Regions from separate parts of the Mus musculus genome. Here regions 1, 2, 3, 5, 6 and 7 are each linked to region 4. Evidence: chromatin loops called from intact Hi-C (ENCODE). Cell type or tissue: left cerebral cortex. All regions are shown on one strand.

Region 1 (4,000 bases), 100 kb before region 4:
CAAGGTTGCCAAGGGAGGGGGTCACGGAAATTCAGGTACAGTATTCCTAGGCAGATCCAGGGTCATCCCCACGTAGTCTTCCAGCAGTTTCCCAAAACACAAGCCTACCTTCCCCAGCCCTACCCTGCCCCCACTCCCAAGCTGCAGCAACCGCCAAGGACGTTGGTTAGAGAAGCCCAGGCCGCAGCCTTGCCCATCCGGATTTGTTGGGGGTGGGGCTCCTGCCTGCCCCCTCCCACCCCTTCCCCTTTTCCCACTGCTGCAAGCAGTCATCCATCCCCTATGGCCCACCTATGTATGGCCAGGGCAGCAGGCTGCTCACCTGTTCTGGAAGGCGATCAGCAGCCGGGGATCCAAGATGTTCTCCTCTGGTTCCCACGTGTTATATCTTGCAAGTGAAAAAGGAACGGGGCGGGGAGGGGGGGCAGAGTGTAAGAAAAAAAAAAGGCCAGGTTGGGAATGACATAAGGCCCTATGTGGCTTCCTGAATCAAAGGCTATGGATGTGGAGGGTAGACAGTAGGTTTCTTAAGGCTTAACATGGCCCTTGATTACCCCCCAAGTTAAAATACACACACAAGGGCAGGAGGAAAGGAGGGGGTGAAGAAAACGAAACTAGCAGTTTATTTTGCAGTCGTCAAGAATTTTAAGCATGTTACTGTGACGTGTTCCAAGGCCACTTTCCTCTCCAGAAACCCTCCGTGCAAAGCAGCCCAAAAGCAAAGTCGCAGTCCCCCTCCCTATCCCCAGCCCAAGTCTCCAGTAGGGCTTCAGCTGGTCTGCATTGGACCCCTAATCCGGTAACTCACAGCTCAGCGCCCCCCTCAAGGCCCAGGAGACCGCTGTCACTGGCAAGCAAACCCCAAATACTCAGCAGTACAAAAATATGCCTCTCTTTCCCTCTCCCTCTCCCTCTCCGAGTGTGTGTGTGTGTGTGTGTGTGTGTGTGTGTGTGCCTGCGCCTGTCTCCATCCGGTGCCTTCGCATTTCAAATTAAAAAAAAAATTCCCCATCGAAAGAGCTGCAGTGACAGTTCCCAACATTTTCTGTCTTTTTTCTTCCCTACCCTGCACCACCAGGAGGGAGGACGCATACAATTGCATTTTCGTCGCTTTTAAAAAAAATTTTTTTTTTTTTTTTTGGTTTTGCAATATGGAGCCGTTCGGTGGAGGGAAAGGGGAAAGGAGCCATTTTCTGCTGCACATCAGTCAGTGCCTGCGCCCTCCCTCCCTCCGCCGGCCTCCCGGGCTCGGCCCCGCGTCTCTCCAGCTCCTCCGGCTCCTTTTAGCGCATAAATTAGTGATGGCATTTCCCGGAGAGCGGAGCACAACACAGGGCGCCCGGCTCGGGCTCGGCTGCTCCGCTTCCCAGTGCCTGCCACCGACTTCCCCACCCCCTCCTCTCTCCACCCCACCTCCACCCCGCCTCCCGTCCGCTCCCCCACCACCCCACCAGCTCCACGGGTCTGCTGGCCAGGGCGCTTGGTGCCGAGGCACCCGGCCCCCGCCGCCACTTACTTGGGGGACCAGCCTCTCCATTTCACCAGATACTCCACTCTGCCCTGTAGGGGGGGAAGAGACAGCACTCCATCAGCTTCCGCGGGATCCCCGGCTCCGGCCCGCAGCCTCCCCACCCCCTCCGCGCCTCTCGCTCGCTGCTCCCGCCGCCGCTCCCGCGCCTCGGCGCCGCCACCCGCGCGCCACCCCTACCTTGCGTATCCGCTTCTTTTCGATGCTCTCCACCGCGAAGACGTGCTCGCCAACAGCTGGCAGCTCCATGGCCGAACCCGAGCGCTCAGGGGCGCAAGCGGCCGGCGCGGCTGCAGACACAGCTAGCTCCCGCCGGCGCCCCGATACGATCCTGCGCGTGGACCTCGCCACGCGCCCGGCCCCCGCCGCCGCCACTCGCCCCTCAACAGCCTGGCCGCCGCCGCCGCCGCCGCTGCCTGCACCCGCCGGCTCTCAGCTCGCGCTCGCTCGCTCGCTCGCTCGCTCAGACAACTGAGCCCGGGCCGCCGCGGCACGAGAACTCATGCAAATCCCGGACGTCAGCGGGCGGGGCCTCGCAGGGCCCAGCTCGGCGTCAGGAGGCGGGACGCGCCTCGGATTGGCGCAGCCCGGCCTACCCGAGGCCCCCGGTCTGGGCAGCAGGGAAGGAGGAGGGCGCGGGAGGAGGCTGGGGAGGAGGAGGGCGCGGGGAGGTGCAGGGGAGGGATCTGAGAGCCGGGAAAGTGAGCTGGGGCCGCGGAATAGAGGTGTCTCTGCCTAGGCGGCCAGGGTGGGCACCTCGACCGGGCCCACTCTGATCCGCAGCCGGACACTTGGGACTCTCCCGTCCCCACCCTCGGCCTCTGTTTCTGCTTGTGCAAGGCCCGGGGATCCCTGCTGGGGGCCACGGAAGCACCCGCTGCACTTTACAGTTGCTCCCAACTACATCTGTCCAGCAGAGCTCTGGAAGCACAGGGGACTTTCCGGCAGGGGGCGGAATGGAGGCGGGGGCAGTTCAGGACCCCACCCTCGGTGCCCACCGCCCCGCCCCGCCAGTCTCTGGGCATTTAGGCCGCGAGGTGGGGAGAGAAAGAGCCAGAAGACTGAGGACTTGGACAAGTGGAGGAGCACGGAGAGGCGAAGACAGGGACAAAGAAACAGCTGGCCACGGGGCATTTAGCACTCAAGAACCTCAGCAGAAAGGGGCTCTGAATCCGATGCCACCCAAGATTCTGAACGGCTTCTAATTTACACTTGGTTCACTCATTCGCGGGGAAGGGGCAGTTTCTAAGCAAGGCCTCTTGCTTAGTCTGAGATGCTGGGAGAAGAGAGAGAGAGAGAGAGAGAGAGCGAGAGAGAGAGAGGGGGAGAGAGAGAGAGAGAGAGAGAGAGAGAGAGAGAGAGAGAGAGAGAATGAATATGGGGGTGAATGAGTCTGGGGGGTCCAAGGGGACTTCGTGGGGCTTCATGGAAGAGCCTCAAAAGTAAGAGTGGGGAGGACCAAGTAGATGTTGAGGCGGAGGGTTGGTGGATGAGTGGACTGCGAGAAGGGGAGGGGAAATGGCCAAGGAGCCACAGTGTCTTCCTGAATTCCCGTCCTCTGGTCTCTGACAGCCAAGCCCTGCTGACGCGGCCTTTGGAGCCCTGGAGTGTGAAGTTTAGCACCTCGGAGCCGGCCAGCCCCGCACGTTCAGGGGTATTCAGCGCCAGCGTCCGGCTGGGGGAGCTGCTGCGCCAGACGCGGCCTTCCGAGGGCGCCACAGTGGGCCTGGGAGATCCGTGGGGTCGCAGTGGGTAGACTTGACAGAGAACATGCCATTCTAAGTGGGAGGGTAAGGGTGTGCCTTGCCTGTGGTGCGTCCGGGGCCCCAGCTCAGGGCTCCTGAAGAACGTGGAGCAGGAAGCTTGCGCAATCCCTTGGCTGAGCGTCCACAGAGACAGAAAAAGCGCAAAAGAGGAGAGTGGGTCGACGGAGGGGGAGGGCAAGGAGACGTCCGAGTCTCTGTCCCTGCTTTTATTGCGTCTCAGGGTGCCTGGTGAGGACTATGTTGTGATGACTTGCGAAGGGCCAGGTGCAGAAGTGAACCCCCAAAAGCCTGCCAGGGCTTGTGTTTTCCCAGGCATCCAGTAAAAGTCTTCAGACGGTTAGTTTGATGTTGCACACACACGCTGACTCCACGCACCTCCACTTTGCAACACTGTGGCTTCCGCTGTTGCTTAGCGGCAGCTCTCTCAGAATTTACTCCTTAGAGTGTTGAGGTGGAAGGGGTCCTCTTCTGGAGACAAGAGAGTACTCAGTGTGCAACGGCTGGTCTCTGACTATCATAAGGCCCAAATCTAAGAGTCTCCAAGGAGGGGAGAATCGCAAGATGGGATGTGGGTGACTACCGTCACCCCAACTCTTGGGGCTGGAGGGGCACTAGAAAAGGGCCACCCCTACTATATTTGGATGTTTTATACACACACACACACACACACACACACACACACACACACACAAACACGGTGCCTAAC
Region 2 (4,000 bases), 99 kb before region 4:
GGGCCCCAAGAGAGGAGCGATGTTCCCTCGCCCAGCGGTAGGCCCGGGCTTAGAAAGGCAGGGCAAAGGATCCGATCCCGGAGAGGCTGGGAACTTTTTAATGACCGAAGAGTGGAGAATAGTTACTGAGAACCCAGTCTTGGAACAAGCGTGACCCGTGCCGACCGGGGGAAAATAAACTTCTTAAAGGAGCCGTCTCGGTGAATGGGTTCCCCGTCCACGAGAGATTGCCGTCGCCGCCCTCTGACCCCAACTCTGGGCTCTGTTTGGAAAAGGGGGCCTGAAGCTTCCCGGACCAGCTGCCCCGGGTGGATTTCAGACAGCCAAGGGGATTTCAGTGGGCATGACCACCAAACTGCAAGGGCTCGTTTCTCTGCCACGTCCTTAGTAGGGAAATTGTCTTTGACTTGAGAGCTGACGTTAGTAAAACAATTTTTAAGCGGCGGCTTAGCTTGGGGGAGCTGACCCGGTGAAACTGCCGGGGGTGGGGTGGAGAAGGGGCGTGCGGGAGGGAGCCCTACACTCCTTCCCCTGCACACTCCAGGAAGAACGGCTTTGTTTGCCAGCGATCTGCTCCACGCGTCCCCCCACCCCCATTTTTGCCCTCTGTCACACCACCCGCGAAGGATTTGTTTTCATTTGCACCGCGAAGCCGCCCCCCTCCCGACGTCTCCAGGTCCCACTCCAAGAACCCGCGTAGTGCTGGATCTGCGGTGCAGATAGACTAGAGGTGGCAGGGTACACGGGCAGGGCCGCGGGCTTCGAGGGCCGGGGCAGTGAGGCAGTGGCCCTGGGCAGAACCTGGGCACCCTTGGGGCCACAAATGCCCTGCAGGGCCGTTCCTCCGCATTGCGGCACGCTGGGGTCTGCGGGCGCCGAAGCGGGACGGGTGGGGGATTGCGACGTCCGCTGGTCCATCCTCTCCCAACGTCAAGAGGTCTCCCCAGGCTGGCCTGAAGGAGCCCACCCGCCTAGAGCCCCGCTCTCAATCGCGAGGCTCCGCCGGCCTGGGGATCCGCGCCCCCGGGACCATATTTCATACATGATCTTTGAAGCCGACACAATTGTCCACCGCTGCTGCTAGCACGCGCACACAACGGCCTCGGCAAACCCTGTGCTTTTTATTTGGGTTTCACTAGCCCACCGCCTGGCCCAGGGTCCCCTCTGGCGTGGAGGTGAGCCCCGACACACCCGCCCCTTGCAGTTTGCTCTCGGGTGCCCCCGTCGCGCGCCCAAACCCAGCGGGGCCCACACACAGGCCAGATTTCTTTCTTTCTCCCCCCCACCCCGCCCCAACCAGAGCTAGCTGCTGCAGCCAGCCCCGGAAAGAAATGAAAATCGCTCCGGCGGACCCCGAAGAGATCGTCAGCCGAGGCGCCACCGCCTCCCCGCCCCCACCCGCCTCCCCAGCTCTAGCCTCACGGCGCGCAGAGGGTTAAGCGCGCGCCCGAGGGGGTATTTGGATCCTGGGTGGGAGAAGAGGGGGCGCCGGGCACAGCACGCAGAGTAGCTGGGCTCGCTTTCGTCTGGTTCCCCCAAAACCCTAGGCAGAGGGGCGGGTCGGATCGGAAAGGCCAGGCGCGTCTCCACCTCCCTGGCTGGCCTGGCCGGGAGCCCGGTCTGGCCGCGGCCCGGAACGGCGAGGACGCTGTTCAGAGGCCGCGTCCTGCGCAGCCCGGGAGGGGGAGGGGGAGGGGGAGGAGGCGAAGGCTGGGAGCCCAGGCTGCGCGTCGCCTGCAGCCGATCGATCCCCTGGGGCGGGAGCGCCGCAAGCTACACTGAACACCTGGGGGTGGGGGGTTGTCCCCACAGGACCTAGGGCCGAACGAAGATGGTGGTCGGGGATCTTCTGGCGGTGGATGGCGGCTGGTAGGGTCCAGCCTACTGTCTGGCCTGCATATAACGCCTTGGGCACCCCACCCCCAAATTCTACATTGTGTTTGTCGAATTGGGCTTGGGGCGTTTCTACAACCTCATCTGACTTCGGTGCAACTTTGTCCTTCCCCGTGGAGCGCCCCCAACTTCCCGGGTCCAGGCCCCACCCCCACGCGCAATGACGAAGTCTTGGGATGTGGTCACTAAGTCCAACCTTGTGACCCTTCTTAATCCTGAAATGTGTGGGTGTCCCCTTGATTCCACCTCCAGAAAGATAGTCTCGGTCAAGGAGCCCCCTTGCCCAACTCATTTCTCAAAGATGTTTTCCAGGGTGGCCCCTGAGGACTTCTGGGACATCTGCTTGGCCCCTTACCTGCCAGCTCCAGTGCTCAGTGGTCCGAGCTGGGGCAGGGGCGCAGAGGCCTGCACTTGCTGAGCCCTCCCCTAGGGGGCGAGCTCCTCTCGGGCTGGCTCGAAGCTCCCAGATTGCCCTGGCTGTCCTTAGTCTCTTTGACACATGTTGGGCCCAGTGTGTTTATAGGGGGTGTCTCCCTGTCGCTGGGGTGGCCTAGCAATCTTTGAAGGCCCTGCCTCCTATGCTCAACCCCGCCTTCGCACTTCTGAGCCTTTGGATAGAAACAGCCATCCTCTGAGAGACTTTGAACCCTAGGAGTTCCTGAACACCCAGGACTAAACATATCTTAGGTGAGGGCCATTGGTTCCTCTGAACCCTCCCCACAACCTCCACCTCCCCACCCCAAGCTCAGTGCTCTTCCTCCCAAACAGGAGTCTCCTGAGAGGCAAGCATGCATTGTTAAATTGGAAACCTTTAAAAGAGTCCAAGGCACCCTTGTTCTGTTCTCAAAAGAACTACAAAGAAGGGACAGGTACCCGAGGGGAACCAGTTTTACAGTCAGTAGTGGGGGTCCTGGGCGAACTGGAAAAGGTCAGCTGGGAAGCACATGGGCTTCTACAAGAAGCCTAACAGGGTACAACGGTGCCTATCCCTTCAGCGGTTGGGAAGAAAGGCAGGAAGAGCCAGGAGTTCAAGGTCAGGCTGGACTACATGAGACCCAATCTCACAGTGAAGTGCCTGCACTTTCCTACCTATGGATGCTTCCTGGTGACTATTACTGAGACTAGAGAGCTAACCTAGGTAGGGGAAGAGTGACCACAAGTCTTACATAACTGTAATGACCTTCAGAAGGATAAGGGGTGGGCCAGACTGTGTCTCTCTGGGTTTTATTTATTTGTTTTGACACAGGGCCTTGCGTAGCCTAGGCTGCAAACACCTAATCCATCTGCCTCCACCTCCTGAATGTTAGGATTACAGGCCTGGGCCATCATGTGCAGTTTCAGACTCTGTCTTGAAAAGTACGTATTTATACTCACCGGAATGACCTAGATAAAGCTCCATGCCACCGGCCCTAGCCATTGGTTGAAAGAACTGCTATGCGTGTTGTTCCTGTTTGAGAAAGGGCACGCTCCTGCACGGAGTCATCTTAACAGCTATCCATTTCCAGTGCAGTGCCCACGACGCCTAGGGATTTCTGAAAATGTTTTCTTTTTTTCAGGCATGTGGGTGATCTTGAAATCCCGGTCCTCCTGTCTCTTGCCTCCCGAGTAGTGGGATTACAGTTGTGTACCACCATCCTGGATTGTGTGCCGTGTTGGGGATCAAAGCCAGGTGTTTTTGTATGCTATGAAAGTGGCCCACCGGCTGAGCCACACCCCAGCCTTAATCTCCTTTATTATTTTTTGTTTGGTTGGTTTTTTGTTTGGTCGAGACAAGGTCCCACTATGTAGCCTTGGCTAGCCTAGAACTCGATATATAGACCACACTTGCCTTGAACTCACAGAGCTCTGCCTGCCTCTACTTCTTGAGTGCTGGGATGAAAAGGGTGTGGTATCATGCTGGATCATAATTTACTTTTTAAAATTATATATTTAAGATTTGTGGTAATCTCTATATGGTAACACATGCCTGCAATCCCAGCTACTTAGTAGGTGGTGGCAGGAGAATCTTTTATTTTTCTTTATTATTTTTCTTTATTTTATGTGTATGTGTGTGTGTCCCTAAGTGTTTGTATATGTATGTTCAGTGCCCACAGAGGCCAGAGTAGGA
Region 3 (4,000 bases), 160 kb before region 4:
TGAAGGTTACTACCAGCATGTAGCAGAGACCAAGAGTGCCACAGAACCACACAAGGCAGTCCACCATACAAAAGTCCACCATCCCAGAATATCCAAGAAGCCAAGTTTGAGAAAAACTGGCTTAATGGGAAAGATATATATTATATATATATATACATATATAATATAATATATTCATGTTCATAGTCAGATATATACTCATATATATCTGATACATATATATACACATCAAGAATATCCATCAAATATATATATCCATCAAGATATATATTTGACATATACATATATGTGTGTATACATGTGTGTGTATATACACACACATATATATGTATATGTACATGTAGATGTATATATATACACACACACACATATATACACATATACATACATATACACACACACACTCCCATCAAGGATGTTTATATTTGTCTGACAGCAGTGAGAAGCAGTTGTTAGATGCTGGTAGTAACCTTCATTATGGGACAATGATGGCTAATTACTGGGCAAGTGGGATGTTTACAGGCCTCCAGCCACCACCGAGCTTCTGAGATACACAGTAACTCACTTTTCCCCCCTTACAGAGTACATAAAAGTAAAACCAACACTCTCACCTCCACAGTACCATGTTGGGAAGCTCTGAGAAGGGCAGGAAACATCTGGTCAGGGGCCACCTTGACTCTCCCCCCACAACTGATGAAGGGAAGACAGGCTGTTACACAACCTTCCCCAGCCCAAGACTTGTGTTACTCTCTTCAACATTAATTTTATTCATAAATTTCCTTTGGCCTCCCAGGAGAATAGAGTTCCTCTGAAGTGTAGGGGAAGATGGGCCACTCCTGGCAGAAAGGCTGCTTGGGACTCAGGCCTGGATGTCAGGCTGTGGGGAGGCGTCAACACTACAGATAGAAACACCTTGTTGCAGAGATACGACTTTAAAAAAAACGTATGTCTTTTTATTTTTGTGCATTGGTGTTTTCCCTGCATGAATGTCTGTGAGGATGGTGAATCCTCTGGGACTGGAGTTACGGGTTTTGAGCTTCCAGGTGGATGTTGTGGATCGAACGCAGGTCTTAATAGCTGAGCCATCTGAGCCATCTCTCCAGCCAGGGAAACCCATTCCTTGTTTCTTGCAAAGCAGGCAGCTGACGATTTGATTTCCCTTTTGTTGTCTTCAGTGCCTTTTGTTTCTTTTCTTTTTGAAAAGGTGGATAGGGGCAGTTAGATCATAGACCTCAGGTCAGGACAGGAACAAGTGCTGGCCCCATTGGCCAGCTAGGCTCTCTGAAAATCTATGTCTACAGGGACAAGGTCTCCAGACCAAAGTTGAGGGGGCGGGGCTGGCCTACATTGATGTTTATTAATTTCTGTGTTCCTAGTCTGACCACCTAATCAATCCACCTCCATCCTAGAGTAGGCACCACTGACACCAAGTGGAGGGCACCTGGTACGATTGGTGCAGCTGGGTTCTAGGCCAGTGAACACCACCTCCCTCCTGTCCAGCCTGCGTGGGTCGAGGCCGATTCACAAAGGCACAAAGGTGATGCTGGGAGAAGCCGGTTAAGAGGAAAGAAGGCTTTTCTTCACGTCTATCAGACGTGAACCAGAGAGGGGGAGGGGTGTACTTGGGACAGGGGCTGACGCCGTTGCCTGTAGAGGGCGCGCGCTCCCCACGAAGTTCGTGTCGCTGGACTTTAAATGATGATGGGGAGGAGGGCGGAATCCCCCGCTGTCCCGTGCTGTGGTAAACTCAGTTGCACTGTCTACACCCCTGCTGCTCAGAGTAACCACCCGCCGAACCGTCTGCGGCCGCAGAAAGAAAGTCCAGGCCTCTGCCTACTGCTTCTCCCTGCTGTCAGCTAAATTTCCATCCTTGATGGCACCCGTTCGTGATCCTATTCGCTCCTACCTTGGGATCCCGTTGAATCCGAGCCGCCCCTGGCTTGAAGGACTTTTTGGTGAAAAGAAAAAAGCCGTGGATGCATCCGCAGAGAGTGGAGCAGGCTTGCATACCACTGTCGTCCTGGGCACAGCACCGGGCCTTCGTCAGAGCCGCGCGCTGTGAGCATCCAAGAGTCAGGGAAAAAAAAAAAAAAAAAAAAAAAAAACCGGCTCTAAGTAGAGCCATAAGTATTCCATTCAATCCGTGTTTGTGTTGGGCAAGGCTCAGCTCCGACAGCGGCTCTAACACGTCCTGCCAAAGAGAACGGACGGAGGGAGATCTGTCTGAACGAAGGCTGTCTGGAGCCAGGGGTCCTCACACCCGTGCTTTGCTCTTAAGGAGAATACACCCAGAAAATTCTCTGAGGAAGCCCTGAACCCAGGTTGAAGTTGGTGGTGACCAAAGAAGCGGAGAAATCCCTAAGGGTCGGTGCGGGATTCCAACCTATATTTGAGGGAGGGGCTACTGCTGAAGTCACCAGGCACAGTCACAGTGCCTTCTTGTCTCCCTGATGGCCATCGCCCTCCAGAGGGCCCAGTAAAGAGCTTGCTCGACCCAGAGCACCTTGAGGTGGCCTAAGAAACAGACCTTGGACCTCTTGGCGACTGAGACAAGCTGACCGCTCAACTGGACACTCAATGACCTGCTCTGGCAACCCCGGACCACAGACGTTGACCCACAGCCTCCCACGCAGGTCACTGAGCTGGAGGAGGAAGGTGGGGCCAAGGGCAAAAGATGTGACCTGGTCCGTATTCCCCCCTCCCTCCCCTTGGGCTCTGCGTGTTCGCACGGATTACAGCTTTTTCTGCAAGGGAGCGACGTCTACCCAGGAATATGGAGGTGGAACTAGGTTCAGTACTGGTAAGGTCCTCTTTGGGAATCCGGAGTATGGGTCGCCTTTGCAGCCTCAGGACCCCGCCTCTCTGCTGAGAAGTCTGCAGCCTAGAAGACTGAGAACACCCACCATCATCACCCCATGCTATGTTCTCCATCGGCAGCCCCTCATCCAACCTTGTGGTATCTACCCGAAAGAACACTAGGGTCCAAGAAGCCGTAGGGACTGGTGGTGGGAGCGCGGGGCTGAGGGTCGGCGGCTCCCAGCTCACTAATCACATCAGCGCGCTCTGCGCCGGCTCCAAGCAGGCAGTTGCCTAGCAATAGCCGCGAATTCAATTCCTCAATCAATAGACGGAGACTCTGCATTTCGGGGAGCACTGGTGAGGTTGGAGGGGTCTGGGGCACAAGTCCTGTGACAGCATTGAGGAGCAGGCTCGGGTCAAGGGCAGTGAGGGAGTCAGCATGGCTCCTGGTTGTCAGGAGCTATGGAAGTTTGGTATGGAAGGGTGTTTAGCGCTGGGGGGAATCCTCCCTCAGAGTGAGTAGAGCCCAGAGGTCGCGCACACTTCATCTCAGGAGTCTCCAATTCTGCCGGCATCCCAAAGAAGTTAAGCCGGCAATGAAGACAGCTCGCGGAAAAGCTCAGAAAGGTCACGACTCGCTCCCTCCCCAACCCAGCTCCCCTCACTCTCACTGAGGGGTGTCCTAGTTGGGAACCGGCCTTTGTCGGGAATCCAGACCTTTTTGAGAGTATGAGAGTGGAGTGAGGGACATCAAGTCAGAAAGGCAAGTATCCTGCCTTTCCAGGCTACCTCTTCCCTGTTCTGGGAAATAAATAAAATAATGAAGCCAAGACACGTGTCTATTTACAAAGCATATATTTAAACACGTAAAAAGTGATACTGGATACAGACACATTCACAACCCAAGATAGGTACCAAGGGTTCACTCTTGAGCCGAGGCAGAGATCAGTTGGAGATTTATACATAGCTGAGAACTCATAAACCCAACACCCAGGCTCCACAGACTCTGAGCCGCGTGGCCCCCGACCCCTGCCCACCCCCACCCCCACCCCCAAGTCAGCCTCTCAAGAGCGAGCTAAGGAGACACACACGACGGCCATGGACAGACGGCAGGACGACGAGGGCAGTGAGGGCAGAATCAGGAAGGTTGGAGGGAAGGAAGATACAAACGAGGAAGGAGAGAAGAGAAAGGGAGTCGGTA
Region 4 (4,000 bases):
TCCCTCTGTGAACACAAACTCACTACCTTAAGAACAACATCCTCACAGCCTGAATTTTCTCCTCCCTAGAAGGATGGATAATGAACGTGCATGTGAGCGTGCGTGCGTGGGTCCATGGGACCCAGGGCCTTGTCAGGCACGTCAGACAAGATCTGCCACTGAGCCCCACCCCTGGCCCTATATTCCAGGTTGTGGACCCGCCCACTGTTCTGCCTGATCACCCGATCTTCCACATCTGCTTCTTGTGACCCACGGGGCTGTGAACGTGGATGTGCAAGGCCAGTTGAACCACTGCTCTTCTAAATATCATTGTCCACCTCTTCATTTCTTCCTGCTCCTCCTCCTCCAACCCCTTCCCCGCCCCTCCCCCTCCCCTACACCTTCCTTCTTCCCCTCTCTCTCTTCATACTTCTTTCCTTATTTATTTTTTTATTTGTTTGAAACAGGGGCCTGGAACTCATTATGAACCCAGGCTGGCCTTTAACTAGTGATCCCCACTGCCCGAGGCTGCCTCCTGAGTGCCGGGATTACAGGCACGCACCCCCACACACACTAGCTCTAGTCAGGGTTTTTTTGGGGGGGTTTGTTTGATCCCTTTTTGGTGGTGTCAGGGATTGAACCTGGGTCTTGCATGTGCTAGCAGGCAGCCTCCTTCCCAGTCTGTGTCTTTCTTTTGCTCCTTAAGATATGTATCTATTTTATTTGCATGTGTTTTGCCTGCATGTACACGTGTGCCACACGTGTGTCCTGACACCCATAGAAGTAGATGAGAGCATCAGGCCACTAGAACTGGAGTTACAGGTTGTTGGGAGTCACTGTGTGGGTACAGGGAACCTGAGTTCTCTGCAAGAGCAACAGTGCTCTTACCTCTCTAACACTGCTATATGGACCATGAACCATCTACATAATAATAACAGTAAAAAAAAAAAGATCTGAAGGCAGGTAAAATATCTTGCTACTCAAGCATGAAGCCCAGAGTACAAATCTATAGGCCCCGGATGAATGCCATTCCAAACCAACACTGTGGGGCAGAGATCGGATCCCTGGAGCAAACTACTTAGCTAGATTGGCTCTCAGATCAATGAGAAAGCTGCTGCAATATCTGAAGAAGACACCCAGTGTCAATGTATGTGGGCCTCGGCACACATGTGCACATACGCACAAAGCCTGCTATAATGACACGCACCTGGAATTTCAGTGTTCGGAATCTATGTAGAGAGCCATCAGGACCAAGCAGGATCAAAGCCAACCTCAGCAACATATCATGTTTGAGGTCAGCCTGGGACATGAGACCGTATCTCAGAAAAGTAGGGGCAGAAGGCAAAGGTCAAGCCGGACAAGGCACCCTTGAGTCAGTGGGCCTGTCTTGGTGGGTCATGTGCCCACAGAGGGTGAGTAGACAGGATAGGAAGCAGGCTGTATTCAGCTGGCCACCCACTCCAGGTGAGGCCTTTGCTTTAGGGACAGTGGCCAAGCCAGTTTGGAACCTGTTTGGTCTCTAAAGAGGCAGGCTGTGGCTGGCTCAAAGTGTTGGGGACATTCACCACCACCCAAAGAGAAGGCAGAGGTGATGGGGAAGGAGAAGGCAGGCTTTGGTCTCAGCTAGGCCACAGCAAGGAGCCAGGGTCTGGTTCTGAGTCGTTCCACTGACCAAAACTAAGGCAGTTGCCATAACAACTGCCTGGGGGGGGGGGTGTCGTCTGCTGTCTGGACCGTTTAGTTTTCCCTAAAACCAACCACATGAAGGAAGAACAGGAGGGAATGGGTGTGGTGTCCAGGAGGAAGGAATGGGTGGAAGTGTCGGGTGGATGGCCCCTGCTGATCTGGGAGAAGCCTGCCATCTGCTGGGCACCCAGAGATCCCTCCAGCCTGCCCTGCCAACTCCACACAATAGAATTTCTGGGGACAGCAGCTGGCTGCTGCGGTTTACTGTACGAGGCGAGGCGTGGCAAAGAGGAAGGCTGGGGCTGTAGTGCTCAAACCCTACCCTGCGGTAAGAGGTGGCCACCGTTCTGCAAGGAGCTGAGGCCCACGTGGGCCCTTTGGGGATTGCCATGCCCTGCGTCCATGACTGTCCTCAGCCACGGCCACTGCCCATCCTGACAGATGCCCCTCAGCTCCTCCCAAGGTATTTCACCCCAGGTGGGCCTGGTGCAGGCTGTGACCGTCCCTGACATCCCTCCCTGAGCACCCACTACTGATCTTGGCAGCTGTGGCCCGGCCATTCTCAGAACTGACCCTGTCAGGGAGATTGATGGATGGGGACACATGTTGGTCACGCAGCCTTACCTGTGAGGTCTTTCCACATCTCTCAAGAGGGGAGTCTGTGACCCCAATAAAATAGTGATCCTTGGAACTACAAGCCCCCCGAAGCACCTCGGGGAGGAGACTGTCACTTGACAATGGTCCCTGCATGGCTACCAGACTCAGAGAGACTAAGCTACCGAACATGAATCTCGCTGTGTTTAAATATTTACAGACGTTAGTGGATCCTGATACCGTTTCCATCTCCCTGTGCTGCCCTCTTCAGAGCCATATTTTATCTCAGGGCCCGTGGTCCACAGCCTCTCCCAAGGGCTGTCTTGTTGGAGGGTCAGGTGCTAGCCCCATTGTGCAGTGGACAGGCAGAGCTGAGAAATGGCCCAGGGTTTGGCTGCCAGGGCCCACCACTAGTGTCCATGTGTTTTACCCTTCGAAGCTAAGGAGGAGCAAAGCTGGAGGATGACTGTACAGAGTAAAGTGTGGCTAAGTAAGTGGGTGACTGTTTATGTGGACCCCTGAAACAAGGTGGCACTCTCTGGAATGGGGGCACACTCTGTACGGAAAGTGTCGGGTCAGTCATAGCCCCATGTCCTGTATGCCATGACACAGGTGCCTAGGGAGAGGAACTGAAAGAAACAGAAGGTGCAGTTTGCTTGGCTGCAAAGTGCGGGCATGCAAGCCGGAGACAGATAAGGATGTCTGCATCTCAGGACAGAAGCCCCCCAGGTGTCTGAGGGTTTCATCATATGTTGGTTACATTGTGACAGCCAGCATGGGCCCCTAGAGGCACTGCCTGATCTCCCGGATGCCCAGTGAGCTGCCACGTCATCCCCTAAGGGTGCCTGAGACCTCAGGCTGGCCTTGATGATCAGAGCTGCTGATGCAATAGACAGGCCCCAGTGAGCCTCAGGAGCCTGTGCAACCAGTCGGCTAGGTTACATCAGGGACCCCAGGAGGCTGTGGAGAAGTTCCCAGCCCTGGCTCAGGTGCCTTGGGTGGGAGGGGGAGCAGGAGGGAGACGACCCGTCTCTTGGGACACTGCCTCTTCAGCTTAGGGGCAGTAGTTTCCTTCCTTCCTTGATGACCCGGGAGCTTTAACTGGAAGTGGTCAGCTGTTGAAGACCTGCCAGCCTCTGCTGACAACAGAGTTGAGTTCAAGATGACCCTGACCAGCCAATGTCCCCACCCTATATCTATCTCTATATCTACAGCCCAGTTCCCTTGCAGGTGACTTCTGGAATCTCAGCTCAGAGAAGGGAGGAGTCTGGGCTGCAGAATTTACTCACTGGGATGGTGAGCCAGCACAGCCCTCTTGCTGGAAGCCGTACAACCATTACAAAGGGAAAGGAAAAGTCTGGCCAAGAACCGGTAAGGAGAGGTGAGGCAAGACCTCAAGAGTACAGACCCACACTCAACCAGAGAGAGCTCAAAGCCATGGACAAAGTAGGTCCCCTGAGCAGAGCGAGCCCGGTGCTGCAGGGCCCTGAGCAGTGAGGGGCCCTAGCCATGGACAAAGCCGGTCGGTCGATAAACAGAGTCATGGACGACAATACAGTGCACTGTATCAAGGGCATTCAGGTTATGAGCCACTCCCGATGCTCAGAGTGCAGTAATCCCATACTGAACTGTGTTCTGAGTACACAGGACGCGGGCCAGGGAGAAGACAGGACACAAACTTCTTTAGGTGACTAGGTGACGCTGTGTGGACCCCACACTGAATGGATACTGATCTGAACAC
Region 5 (4,000 bases), 81 kb before region 4:
CTCAGAGTATAAAGAAGGGGCTCTGGGGAGATCTTGAATAGGCCAGTTTGGGACAGTAGGGAGGGACAGACACAGGCACACATGCATGCTTACATGCAGGGCATTGGAGCCAGCACAGGGGTGCACGGGACAAAGAAGACCGCAGGGTGTGGGCTGGAGCAGAGGGAAGGGGTGGTGGGAGCTCATGATGGCCACCTTGGAAAAGGAGAGGTAGCCAGTTTGGAGAGGAGAAGAGGGGTGACAAGGTGGCCTCCCTGGCTACAGTTTTCAGAGGTGAGCTCATAGGTCGGGTGCCTGAGAATAGGGAAGATGGCAGACTCTGTAGTCCTCCCCTGTGCCACTACAAGACCTTTACTCTGCTACCAGGGGAGGAGCAGGAGCTCAAAACTAGGTTGTGGCACCCAGTTTCCATGGCACCCAGTTTCCAAGAGTGTTGTGTACATGGTTGGCTGGAAGTGCCCTTGGGTCCCTCCGCTCTCCCCATCAGAGTCCTAGGGAGAGCCTCTCATGCAGCCAAAGTGTTAATGGAACAAGTTCGCAGCTTCTCAGAAATCTCACCCTCCCCAGGGCTGCCCACAACTCTGGAACCCCAGTTCCAGGGCATCTGGTACCCTCATCTGGCCTCCAATGGCACTACACATACATGACACACATACATAGATGTTAGCAAAATAACATATAGATAAAATATTTTAAAAAGAAAGAAAGGAAGGAAGGTTGCCATAGTACTGAAGCAGGAAGATTGGAAGTTCAGGGCCTGGGGCTGGAACCGACTGGCTCAGCCATTGAGAGCATTGGCTGCGCCATCTGCACAGTTCTGGGAGTTGGGTTTGCCTGTGGTACAGGTGCAGGGAGGTAGGAGGAAGCCAACAGCCTTCGGGTCACTGACAGACCGTGAATGAGGCTCCGTGACGGAGGATGTCATGTGAAATGCTTCTCTGTGGTCGTTTTTTTTTTTTTTTGTTTGGTTTTGTTTTGTTTGTTGGTTTGGTTTGGTTTTTGTTGTTTTTTATTTGTTTTGTTCTCAACTCACCTCATAACAGGAAAACACTTAAAAGAGGTTCTTCGTATAGCTGGATTTCTTTTCTTTAATTAAAATAATTATTATTAGGCTGGAGAGATGGCTCAGTGGTTAAGAGTACTGACTTTCCCTTCCAGAGGTTCTGAATTCAATTCCCAGCGACCACATAGTGGCTCAGAACCATCTGTAATGGAATTGGATGCCCTCTTCCAGTGTGTCTGAAGACAGCGACAGTGTACTCATATGCATAAGATAAATAAAGAATTCCTTAAAAATAATTATTATTGCACTGTGCATGATGTGTGTGCCATGCTACAGTGAACATGCAGAGGTCAGAGGGCAGCTTTGGAGTCCATTTTCTCCTTCAGCTTTTCCAGGTGTCCCTTTTATGTGTATGGTTAAAATATTTATTATAAGGTACACTCTTACCAAAAGTGTTGAAAAATGTGTGTGTCTTTGTGTGTGTGTGTGAGAGAGAGAGAGAGACAGACAGAATGGGAAGGTGGGAGAGAGGAAGGGAAGATAGACTTCCTGTCTCTTGTCATCTCTCCCAGCTCCATCTCAGGTCTGCTTGGTTTGTATTGAGTTTTCTCTTTCTGCGTGAGCACACATTAAAATGTATGCCCAGCACTGGTGACAACCGGCTGACACCCACACTCACTCTGCTTTTCTACTTCTTTCTACCACAGAAGACTTAAGTGACTAAAATTAAAACCGAAACCCCTAGCTACTTGACACTGGGTGGGTTACGTTTGCACAGTTTATCAAATAAAAGCACGCGGCACCCACTTTGAGATTCAGAACTGGGACATGTCCATGCTGGAGTGTCCTATGTGTCTGTCTGGCTTTCAACTGTGGTTACTGCCTATAGGCCCTGTACAAGGGCCCACCCCTCTGAGGGCTGAGAGGAAGCCACTGGGCCTCAGGCCAGTGTCCTACCTTCAGGGTGGACTCTGGGACAATGTTTAAAATTCCTCAGTAGGGACAGATTGATTCCTGCTACCTGCTGGGCAGCCGGCCAGGGTGTTCCTTTAACCCTCTGGAGAGCAGTGCAGACACTTTGCCTCGGGTTCATCCTGTCTTGGATTGTTCAACCTGGAAGAGGTTCTGGGGCTAAGGAGACACTCAGGGAGTAAAGCGTTTGCAGAGCATCCAGTTCCAGGAACCAGTGCAAGGAGACGAAAGGAAGGAAGGGAGGGAGGGAGAGAGGGAGAGAGGGAAGAAGGAAGGAAGGAAAGAAGGGAGGAAGAGAGGGAGATAGGAAGGAAGGGAGGGAGGAAGGAAGGAAGGAAGGAAGGAAGGAAGGAAGGAAGGAAAGAAGGGAGGGAGAGAGGGAGATAGGAAGGAAGGGAGGGAGGAAGAGAGGGAGAGAGGGAAGAAGGAAGGAAGGAAGGAAGAGGGAGAGAGGGAGAGAGGGAGGAAGGAAGGGAGGGAGGAAGAGAGGGAGAGAGGAAGGAAGGAAGGGGCAGAGGGAGGAAAGGAGGAAGGGAGGAAGGGAGGGAGGGAGAGAGGGAGGGAGGAAGGAAAGAAGAAATACAAAACCACAAAAAGCTAGGAATGGTGATCACTCTTGTAATCCCAGCACAAGGGAGGCTGAGACAGGCAGGACCCTGGGGATCACTGGCCACCGTAGTCCATTTGGTAATCCCCAGACCAGTGAGAAACCCTACCTCAAAAGAGGGGGCTCTGGAGATGGCTTGGTGCTTAAGAGCACTGGCTGGTTTTTTGGAGGGTGGGTGGACACCGAAGTTCAGTTCCCAGCATTCACTTGTCAGCTCACAACTGCCTGCAACTCCAGTTCCGGGGTATCTAACATTCTCCTCTGCCTCTAAAGACACCCGTCATGCATATGTGCATATGACACACAGACACACATTCAGGCAAGACACACCTACACATAAAATAGTGCGATTGGTTCCTGAGGAGCAACAGCTAAGGTTAAACTCTGGGCTCTACATACAGACACATGATGTATACTCACACACATGTATACATGCACACACATACTCACCGATCCATATACAAACACATGCACACATACACACACACACATACATAGACAGATACACATACATATGCACACACACACAAACCCATATACAAACACATGCAGACACACACACACACAAAAACATACACCGACAGACACATATACATATGCACACACACAAACCCATATACAAACACACGCAGACACACACGCAGACACACACGCACAAACACACACACAGGTTCTGAATACATTCTGCTTGACTGGAGCTCCCTCACCTGAGAGAATTTGAAGAAAGCTCATCCAGGCTTTCAGCATGGACAGCATGTGAGGCCCGGGGCAGGCAAGCTTTGGGGTTCCAGTGCCACCAGCTTGGTATGCCTTCTATGGTGGGTCTCTGCGATGTGGAGAGACCTCCAGGGACGCTGGAGCACACAGCTTTTAGATAAAAAGTCCCTCTTGCCCCAAGGGTTGGTGGGACCTTAGGAGTGCTGGCACCACTGTCCTCTGAGCCCTCAAAGGATTCTTTAGAAGGAGTTCAAGGGCTTGGTCCCCGGGGAGAGGTTAAGTAGCTAAAATGAGGATTAAGTGCTGGCCTGGCTATGGGCGTGGCCTGGGGTAGGCTATGGGCGTGGCCTGGGGGTAGGCTATGGGCGGGGCCTGGGGTAGGCTATGGGCGGGGCCTGGGGTAGGGTTTGGTACCAGCTGCTGTTCCCCAGCTCCCCTGCCTGCCTGCTAGGCCCTTGCTGCTAGCCTCTGGCTGTCTCTTCCAAAGATCTTGGGTGTGATCACCCTTATAGATCCGGGGCACTGAATGTCTCAGGGAGATTCAAGACGAGGTCCTAAGACCCACTGTACACCATCCCTGACAAGGTGGTTGAAAGGCAGAAGTGAACAAGATTTCTTTAGGGACGCACCCTTCCCTGTCCTGGGAACAGAAGTCTCAGGGACCCTGGCAGAGTCTGTAGCCAATATAGCAGAAGCAGGTA
Region 6 (4,000 bases), 190 kb before region 4:
CCATTGCCAGCACTCTATCGCTCGAGCACACACACACACACACACACACACACACACACACACACACACACACACACACACTAGCCCTGTCTCTATGGCTGGCTCCAGCCCTGTCACAGGCTTCACTTCAGTCTCTCTGGAAATCTGCCCCACCTGGATGGAGATCAGATAGAGGGGTCACCCCCATTTCTTACTCCAGATGATGGGTGAGCTGAGGGTTTCTTCCTACAGAGCTGAGCTTCCCCTGTGCAGAACAGGGCTGATATATATATGGAATCACCCAAAAAACAGCCAGCTCCTTGCCAACAGTCACTGGCTTCTTGGTCCTGGTCAAGTTTCCCCTGGGCCTTAACTCTGTCATCTGTAAAATCAGGGATTGTGACCCAGGAAGGCAGCCCATGCCTGTAATTCTTAACTCTCAGGAGGCTGAAGCAGGAGGATGGTATGTTTGAAACTGACCTGGTCTGCATAGCAAGAGCCTGCCTCAAACAAACAAGCAAGCAAGCAAGCCTTGTGGTGGCCTTGGTGCTTCAGAGCTGGAGTTCACAAATATGTTTTCTACTAGACAGGATGACAGATGCCAAAACACTGAGAAAGCCCCCACCTCCAAATCTCCTTCAAGCATACTTGTTCGGAAGCAGAAAGTTTCTGACTGGTACTTCCTGACAGGGCAGGGGTCACCGGTGCACCTGGCTGGATGCCACATAGCCACACCCGGATGGTGATGCAACTGTTTCATCCAAGTGACATTGCAACTGTTTCATCTGAGTGACATTCCTGGTTAGGATCACCTTTGACAATCTACTTACACATATTACTGTTGCCTTTTAAAATAAATGTAAGGGAGGCAGGGAGAAGGCTGGGGGGAGGGGGGTGCCTGCTTCCCAAGCCTGAGATCGGATCTCCAGCACCAAAAAAAAAAAAAAAAAAAAAAACCTATGGTGAGTTGAATCTATAACCCAAACACTGACCCTGTCTCAGAAAAAACAAGGTGGAGGATTCGGGAAGATGGCTCACTGAAGAACAATGCTTGCCACCAAGCCCATGAACTGAGTTTAAGTCCCAGACCCCACATAGTGGAAGGGGAATCCACTCCTTGAAAGGAACCTTCTGACCTCCACATGTGCACTGTGGCAACCAGAACACACACACACACACACACACACACACACACACACAGTAAAATGTAACTTAAAAATAAAAGTGGAAGGTTGCCAGGAGTGGTGGAACATGTCATTAATCTCAGCAAATGGGGGTCAGAGGCAGAAAGATCTCTGTGAGTTCAGGGCCAACCTGGCCTACATAGTGAGTTCCAGGACACCCAGGGCTGTACAATGAGTCCTTGGGTCAAAGAGTAAAACTAAGGTAGAAGACATTTGATGTTAACCTCTGGCTTCCGTATGCACATGCACATACAAGCAAGGGCAGGGGCATACACATACGCAATTCATCTTGAGGCAAGGTTTCATTATGTAGCCTTGGCTGTCCTGGAACTCACAGACATCCACCTGCCTCTGCCTCCAATTGCTGGGATTTAAAACGTTTGTTTTAATTATTAATTAGTTATTGCCAGGGTTGGCAATAAATAACTAAGTAGAAAAAAATGGGCGAATTTAAAATACTATTTTGACTAGATCACAGAGCAGGCAGGCTCCTGCCTCCTCATCTGTCATCTGGGAAGCCAGTGCAGAAAGCTCTGCAGGAAGGCACTTAGCTTCCCCAGGGCCAGCATCTGAACGGGTCCCCAAGCTCCCATGGAGATGCTCCGTTACCATGAGCTATCCTGGCTGCCTCAGCATGTCCCCAAAAACTGCATGGGGAGTCTCTCTGCACAAATTTCTGAGTGTCACTGACCCAGCTCAGACTCTGCACAAACTCCAGGGAAACAAAGCCATGTCCCTCATCCCGTACCCACAGGGACGTGGCTAGGCAGAGGTAACGGCATGCCACCCTTTCAGTGGCCTGTCAACCGGAAGCAGCATATGAAACATCCTGGGACCCACTTGGGTGGTCCGTGTGGGGACACAGAAAGCCCCCTTTGTCAAGAGGCCCCGCCCCTTCAGAGTTGGTTCTATGATGCCGGCTGTCGCCAGGAGGTGGCGCTCCTGGGCTCCTCAACGACAGAAAAGCCTTTCCCAGGCAGCTTCTGCAGTGGGCGAGAGCCACCTCAGCTACTGCAGCTCTGATTGCTCAGACTCAGCCTCGGGGATATCGGCAGGGTGCCTCCAAGAGAACGGGGCGGTTTAGAGAAAAGAAGCGGGATGCTGAAGCCCAGACATCATTCCCCTCAGGGAAATCCCCTGCTTTCCCACACTCAGCATCAGTTGGTCTCAGATTTGAGCACACGCACAGCGAACGCGAACGCGGGGCGCACACTGCACGCCTACAGGCACGCGCTGAATCCAAGTGTGGGTAGGCCTAGGGATCTACGTGTCCAGGTACTTCGCATTCTGCCAGCCAGGACCCCACAATCTAGAATAAATGGATGGTGGGTGGAAATTAGTCTCACCCAACTTCCACACTTCGAACCAGATAAAGACAGACATCCTCTGAGTTCGATCCCAGTGGGACCTGGCCAGCCCTCCCTAGAGGTGATGCTGTGATAGAATTGAGTCCTTCCACAAACCAGTAAGCCAGTGGCTTCGAATCGCCCCATCGACCTCCGTTTCTTATTCTGGCGGGGACCCATTAGGAGGATCTGCAGGTTCCTAAGCCGGACCGCCCAGCTTGTGATAACCTCGAGCTATGGCTAATGGACGGGTGCACGACCAGCAAGAGGGACATCAGGTGCCTCCACACACAAGCACAAGCCAGCTGCTCCCCCAACGAACAACGTTAGCTATTAGCACCGGAGCTTGCAAATGACCCCCAGGGATCGTGTCTAGAGCACCCCGTTTACCCCGGTTCCGGGGATGTGGCTCCCCTCCCCCACATTGCCGGTCTGGATGTGCAGCTCCCTTCCCCACGCTTGGCCGCAGCAGCTCTCGGTGGCGCCGGGTTGGAGGAGCATCTGTTGCCAAGGTAACCCGCGGCCTGTTCTGGCGCCTGGGGCTGGACCACTGCGTTCGAGGCGAGCTGAGCTCAGAGCTGGAGCAAGGTTTGGAAGCGGATGCAGTGCAGGAATCCCGCATGCACTTCATGGCTCACCATTGCACACACTAGGCACGGAAATACACGCAAAAAAAAAAAAAAAAAAAAAACCGCGAAAACGCGAGATACTGGCTCCTAGCACTGACGATCTTACAAGTTGGGCATGACACACATGCTGGTCACCACACACTCGCGCGCATATTGAAAGATCTTGATGTCCCAGAATGCACTCTGGAAACATCCCCAGGGTCTGGTGGAGAAAATAGACCTTTATGAATAGGGTTGCACACCTGGGTCTGTGGACGTGCAGTAGTCACAGGCCTTGCTGTCCAATTTGACTGCCCTACCTGCTGTGCTTGAACATGGGAGTCACCTCTGTCACCTGGATTCTCGGCGTTATAGCCTGGCACCCTGATACTGGATTATTAGTGTGGTCACAGCAGTCTTGACTCTCTACCCACCCCCACTGCCCCAAGGAAGCGACCCTGGCATTGGCTTCTCTGTTGTAAGAACAAGAAGCAAGACCCAGGAAAAACGTTCAAAGTGTCCACCTGGACATCTCCCCAACTGCATGTGAATCGTGGTGAAGTAGCTTCCTCGCAACTTACCCCGTAAAACAAACACACTGGACAGCTCTGGCTGAACTCAGGCAGGATTCTCCAAGACAAAAGAACCCCTTAAAAATCCCAGCCAGTCCTCTCCCCAAGAGCTGAGATCAACTTTTAAATTTTATGTATGATAAACCTATGTCAGGTTTTATGTGCGTCTGCATGATCCACCAGCTAATGAAATCATTAATCACTAGGTAGAAAATGGGTTTTTTAGCCACTGAACACTAGAGGTCACAGGAAGTAATGTTTTTTAATTTTAGATTACATACATGTTCTCCTTGTAGGCTTGCGCTTGGGTG
Region 7 (4,000 bases), 140 kb before region 4:
CAGACAAGCCATGAGATTCCAGGACAAAGAGTGGTAGCTTTGATAACAGAAGTAAAAGACACCAAAGTGTGTGTGTGTGTGTGTGTGTGTGTGTGTGTGTTGTGGAGGTGGGGAGCAAGACGAAGCCACTTCCTCTACCCCTGTCAGTGTGTCACTGAGATCTCTCTGAGTCTGTAAGTCAACCTGCTAGCCCGAGAACTCTCCCAGAGTACTCTCTGCAGATTAGGGGCCCCTCCTAATTGTGGGGTTCAAAGCTCAACAGGATCCAGGAAGCTCTTAGGTTCACTGGGTCAAGTTCCCACCTCTAAGACCAGCAGACTCTTTCCCACTGCTGCTGGGATGGGCCTCCTCCACATCTGGATATAAGTGCTTTGAATCACAGGAACTCTGGACCTTTCATGCACACACCTGTACGTTCCAAAGCTGAGCCAAAGGGTCCCAAGCTCGGAGTCCTAAAACAACAAGGTTGCTGCTACCTCTCAGACACTCCTTTCGTTGGGGTGTTGCTCCAACGATCTGGGAAACTCATGTCTGGACTTTTGGGGGGACCAGCAGGGAGAAGTGGGGCACAGGTAGGAGAGGAGGCGATTATAGAAGGGCAGGTTAGCGCTGAAGCTGATATCCATCAACACATTAGCCAGGGGAGCCTCTGGGGAGTGCTGGGTTCCAGTGCCCACACATTTTTATTCCTCAAACCTGGCATGCAGCCTGCCTAAGAGGGTGTGCCAGAGTGGGTGTCTGTAGCTCCCATCCCTGGAATGAGGGCTGCACCATCATAAGCTCTGTACTTAATGCATCTTGGGCTTTTATTCCTCACCCTGCCACCCTTTGATTGGAGCTTGTTAACCCTGTTAAAAAGGAGAGACGCAGAGAGGCCAGCACCTCACTGATGATATTAAGCTGAGGGGCAGGCTTGACTTGAATTTGACCCCCTAGAAGTGAAGGGAGGGGCTCAAGGTGGCTCTCACAGGTATAGACCGGGGCATAGAAGGATTTCCTACTAATGGGCTCCTCTCCAGGGCTGCTGAGAGAGTGACTGGCTAGGAACTGTGGTAGAAGCCACCTCCAGTCCCTAAGCTGAAGGCTTAGGTGGGCCATTGTGTCATATTGACCAAGCCTGGGCTGCTCTGGGCTGCTCAGGTTTGCTCTGCCCCTGGCTTGCTATGGTGTTTTGAAGATATCCCTTGGTCCTGATCAAAGTTTCTGCCTAGGAAGTAAGCATTCTGAGCAATCACTCTTGGGGCAGCTTGGTGTCCATGTGCATCAAGAGAGCATTCAGACAGGTTTATTGGTGTTCCAGAATTTCTGAAGAATACATGCTGATGGTTGAACTGCTGAGGCACACAGAACAGCATGCAAAAACTAAACCATGGACACTCCTAGTGGAAATAACAATATTCCTGTCCAAGTTATACCAGGTACAAGCTTTACTCTCCAAAATGCAATGGTGCCCTTTGGTGCCTAGCCAAGAGCTACCAAAGGGCTCGGGAGGCAGGAGGAAGGGTCCAGTAGGGAGTTCTGGTGGCCAGACCACCTGCTCAAAAAGGACAACTCAGAGAGATAGATCCTCACTCTGGCTCCGCGAGACTGGCGGCTAGCTTCAAGTCGGACTAATTCCAGGTACGTGCTATAGGTGGCATCCTGCTACTGGAAATGGCCTCTGTGGAGGGGGAGGCTGTCTCTGAGGCATCTCCAGGCACGAGGGGAGCTCCAACTAGGCTCAGACAAAACTGCACAGAGAGGGGAACCTGCAGGGCTTCTAGGATGTGCACCGGGGGACCACATTCTCAGAACCAGTACTAGTCTCCTGCAGAGACTTTTCTCAGACCACCAGCCGGTGGGGACTGGAGAGCTGGAACATTCCAGGAGTGTCTCCTGTGAGCAGTGGGAAGGAGGGAAAGACCTCAGTCTGCACTCAGTGGGGGTGCTGGGTGAGCTACCTAGATCTGTATCACCATATAACACCCTCGAGCTTGCACGGACTGGGGGTCAGGGGACTGAGCTAACTCTGCCCAACTAGACGTCCTTCTGGCTCAACACCGTTGTTTTGGACATCCTGGCTCAGGATTCACACCCTCTCCTCAGATTTCTTCCGGCTTGAGTGGAGAGAACAAGAACGCAAGTTCTTGCTGGAGCACTGGGGTCAGCAATCAAAGCAGTCTCAGAGGATGACCAGGGTGCGAGCAGGGTTCACCTGAGCCAACTGTCTTTTCATCCCCAACCAGCACTAGTCCCACCCAGGTGGCCTATTCCCTGAACTAGGTTCAAGGGAGACTGGCCTGCCGCAGCAGCAAGCTGTCACTGGGAAGTAGGGCCAGCCCCACAAATGGGAAGGGATGTGATGGCCACACCTCTTACGTCTTCCTTACACACAGCTTGATTGGCTTCAGGCCTTCCCGCCCCCGGGGCTCCAGGCCCTTGGCTCAGCTTCTAGCCTCCTCCTAGTAACAGCCACATGTAGCCCTTGCCCTTGGACCTGGGCCATGGACATCAGATAGGCCCAGAGCCAAGTGTCAGGAAAGGTGGGATCCTGGGACTCATGAAGGAGGGACCAGAAAAATCTCAAAAGACAGCTGGAGGGACTTTGAACCTCCAGAGAACTAGCCCTCCCTATCTCCAGGCATTTGGCGTGGTTTCCTGAGATTCTTAACCCCCACCTTCCACGCCGCACTCGCTTTTCCTTAAGCCCAACACAGATTCGCTCCTTTTCATTTTTTTTTTAAACAAAAGCAATTAGATTTCAATCCTGATTCATTTGCATTTGCACCTCTGAAACCCGGTGGGGGAGGGAAAGCTGGCGGGAAGGAGGAGACGCACAGCTGGCCGAGCTGCCACTAGGCCGGCCACATCTGGCCAAGTGCGGTGTCCACCGCGGACCTCCCGCGGTCAGCGCCGGGAGCCTGCGCACCGCAGCCGCTCGGCGGCGCACTCATCGATCGCCCAGGCCGGGAGCGGAGAACAAGGTATAGCCTGTATTTAGGTTCCAGTCCTTATATGGCGATGCGCACGAGCGCCAGCCGAGCGGCCGCACCATATAAGGACACACGGCAGGCGCCGGGCTGAGCTGGTGCACGCTCATTGGCCGACGCGTCTCTCGGCAACCGGGCTCTCACGAGTGGAAAGGAGCCAGCCGCCCCCGCCCGCTCCCCGCCCCCTCCCATTCTTTCTCCCTTGGCATCCCGGTTTCTCGCCTCGGCACCCCTTTTCCTTGCCTAGCCCCCAGTTTTGCTTGCACCTTCTCCCCATTTTTCCCCTGATCAACCCCCTTCCCCTTCGCCCTCGTTGTCACTTCTTCTCCTGTGTCCAATCGGCCTTTCTTCGCCCCCCCCCCCTTTGCTCACATTCCCACCCCACGAATCCCCCTCCCCAAACCCAGAGAGCAACGGAGATGGGCGGGAAGGCCCGGATGCGGGAGAGGAGCTAGCGTGTGTGTGTGTGTGTGTGTGTGTGTGTGTGTGTGTGTACGCGCGCGCGCGCGTGTATGTGTGTGTCTGCCGCAGTAGCTTCTGCAGCATCAGGTCCACGCATGCACACACGCACCGCGCTCTGGGAGCAGTCCGAGAGCCCCTCTCTCAGACGCTGCCCCCCACCCGTTAATCAGAGCAATTAGCTTCGGAAGAAAAACGCTTGCGGGGCTAGGGGTGTGCAAACCCACAACAGCCAGTGGGTACCACCAAATTAGCATCTCCCAGGGCGTCCCTTCGGGCTGGATTTCTGAATACAATCATGATAATGATAAATCGATGTCTCATTTAAAGGTTACTTTTAAAACCTGAGAATTGTTGCGAGGGAGGGGGCGAGAAGCCCTGGGAATGGGGGAAAATGGGATAAAAGAGAGACTCTCGGATTTACTGGCCGAACGCAGTGGCTCAATGATTGTGGGCTGGAGGTCAGATGCCCAGCGCTGGGCCCACAGTGGGGTGGGAACTGGCAGCGGCAGAAGGTGTCGCTATGTCGCTAATTCTCTAGGGACAAGACACCGGATCACCTCAAACTCAGG

The links. Hi-C counts contacts between places; a loop is a spot of excess contacts. Peaks named below come from ENCODE experiments on the same cell type or tissue, not always from the same donor. Only the 100,000 strongest peaks of a DNase experiment are listed, where the experiment ranks them.
Region 1: it touches region 4 in a loop (4-fold over the local background); 32 of 42 quality-filtered maps call a loop at or near these places.
Region 2: a loop joins it to region 4, with 3 times the contacts of the local background. A loop is called at or near these places in 31 of 42 quality-filtered maps.
Region 3: a loop joins it to region 4, with 5 times the contacts of the local background. A loop is called at or near these places in 16 of 42 quality-filtered maps.
Region 5: it touches region 4 in a loop (2.6-fold over the local background); 10 of 42 quality-filtered maps call a loop at or near these places.
Region 6: it touches region 4 in a loop (6-fold over the local background); 9 of 42 quality-filtered maps call a loop at or near these places.
Region 7: a loop joins it to region 4, with 7 times the contacts of the local background. A loop is called at or near these places in 19 of 42 quality-filtered maps.

Annotation. Positions count from the first base shown.
Region 1 is chr11:119,084,241-119,088,240 of GRCm38, forward strand. Cbx4 (chromobox 4) reads right to left here and starts at 1,997. Exons shown (of 5, transcript NM_007625.2): 1 at 1,709-1,997; 2 at 1,517-1,560; 3 at 323-388. The coding sequence starts at 1,777. In left cerebral cortex, CTCF peaks have their summits at 1,576, 2,469 (motif pointing right) and 3,216; DNase peaks (open chromatin) are centred at 81, 939, 1,422 and 2,120; H3K4me3 peaks cover 2,637 bases; H3K27ac peaks cover 2,423 bases.
Region 2 is chr11:119,089,435-119,093,434 of GRCm38, forward strand. Gm39482 (a long non-coding RNA gene) reads left to right here and starts at 3,707. Exons shown (of 2, transcript XR_880343.1): 1 at 3,707-4,000. In left cerebral cortex, a CTCF peak has its summit at 2,315; DNase peaks (open chromatin) are centred at 1,669 and 2,236; H3K4me3 peaks cover 1,372 bases.
Region 3 is chr11:119,032,666-119,036,665 of GRCm38, forward strand. It overlaps a transcript of Cbx8 not described here. Among named protein-coding and RNA genes, the nearest start is that of Cbx8, 6.2 kb to the right of the region's middle. In left cerebral cortex, a CTCF peak has its summit at 1,652 (motif pointing right); a DNase peak (open chromatin) is centred at 1,670; H3K4me3 peaks cover 297 bases.
Region 4 is chr11:119,188,794-119,192,793 of GRCm38, forward strand. The region is part of intron 3 of Tbc1d16 (TBC1 domain family, member 16); the gene reads right to left. It overlaps Gm11753 (a long non-coding RNA gene), which reads right to left and starts at 1,753. Exons shown (of 2, transcript XR_880347.2): 1 at 1-1,753. Gm36111 (a long non-coding RNA gene) reads left to right here and starts at 3,158. Exons shown (of 2, transcript XR_389225.4): 1 at 3,158-3,409; 2 at 3,490-4,000. In left cerebral cortex, a CTCF peak has its summit at 1,865 (motif pointing left); a DNase peak (open chromatin) is centred at 1,861.
Region 5 is chr11:119,107,889-119,111,888 of GRCm38, forward strand. Gm35878 (a long non-coding RNA gene) reads left to right here. Exons shown (of 3, transcript XR_389219.3): 3 at 1,159-1,296. Among named protein-coding and RNA genes, the nearest start is that of Gm35878, 4.8 kb to the left of the region's middle. In left cerebral cortex, no CTCF peak of the experiment used is centred here; a DNase peak (open chromatin) is centred at 1,663.
Region 6 is chr11:118,996,693-119,000,692 of GRCm38, forward strand. No RefSeq gene overlaps it. Among named protein-coding and RNA genes, the nearest start is that of Enpp7, 11 kb to the left of the region's middle. In left cerebral cortex, a CTCF peak has its summit at 2,085 (motif pointing right); DNase peaks (open chromatin) are centred at 2,135 and 2,916; H3K4me3 peaks cover 983 bases; H3K27ac peaks cover 266 bases.
Region 7 is chr11:119,050,430-119,054,429 of GRCm38, forward strand. No RefSeq gene overlaps it. Among named protein-coding and RNA genes, the nearest start is that of Cbx8, 12 kb to the left of the region's middle. In left cerebral cortex, CTCF peaks have their summits at 1,635 and 2,912; DNase peaks (open chromatin) are centred at 1,660, 2,418, 3,023 and 3,525; H3K4me3 peaks cover 1,089 bases; H3K27ac peaks cover 260 bases.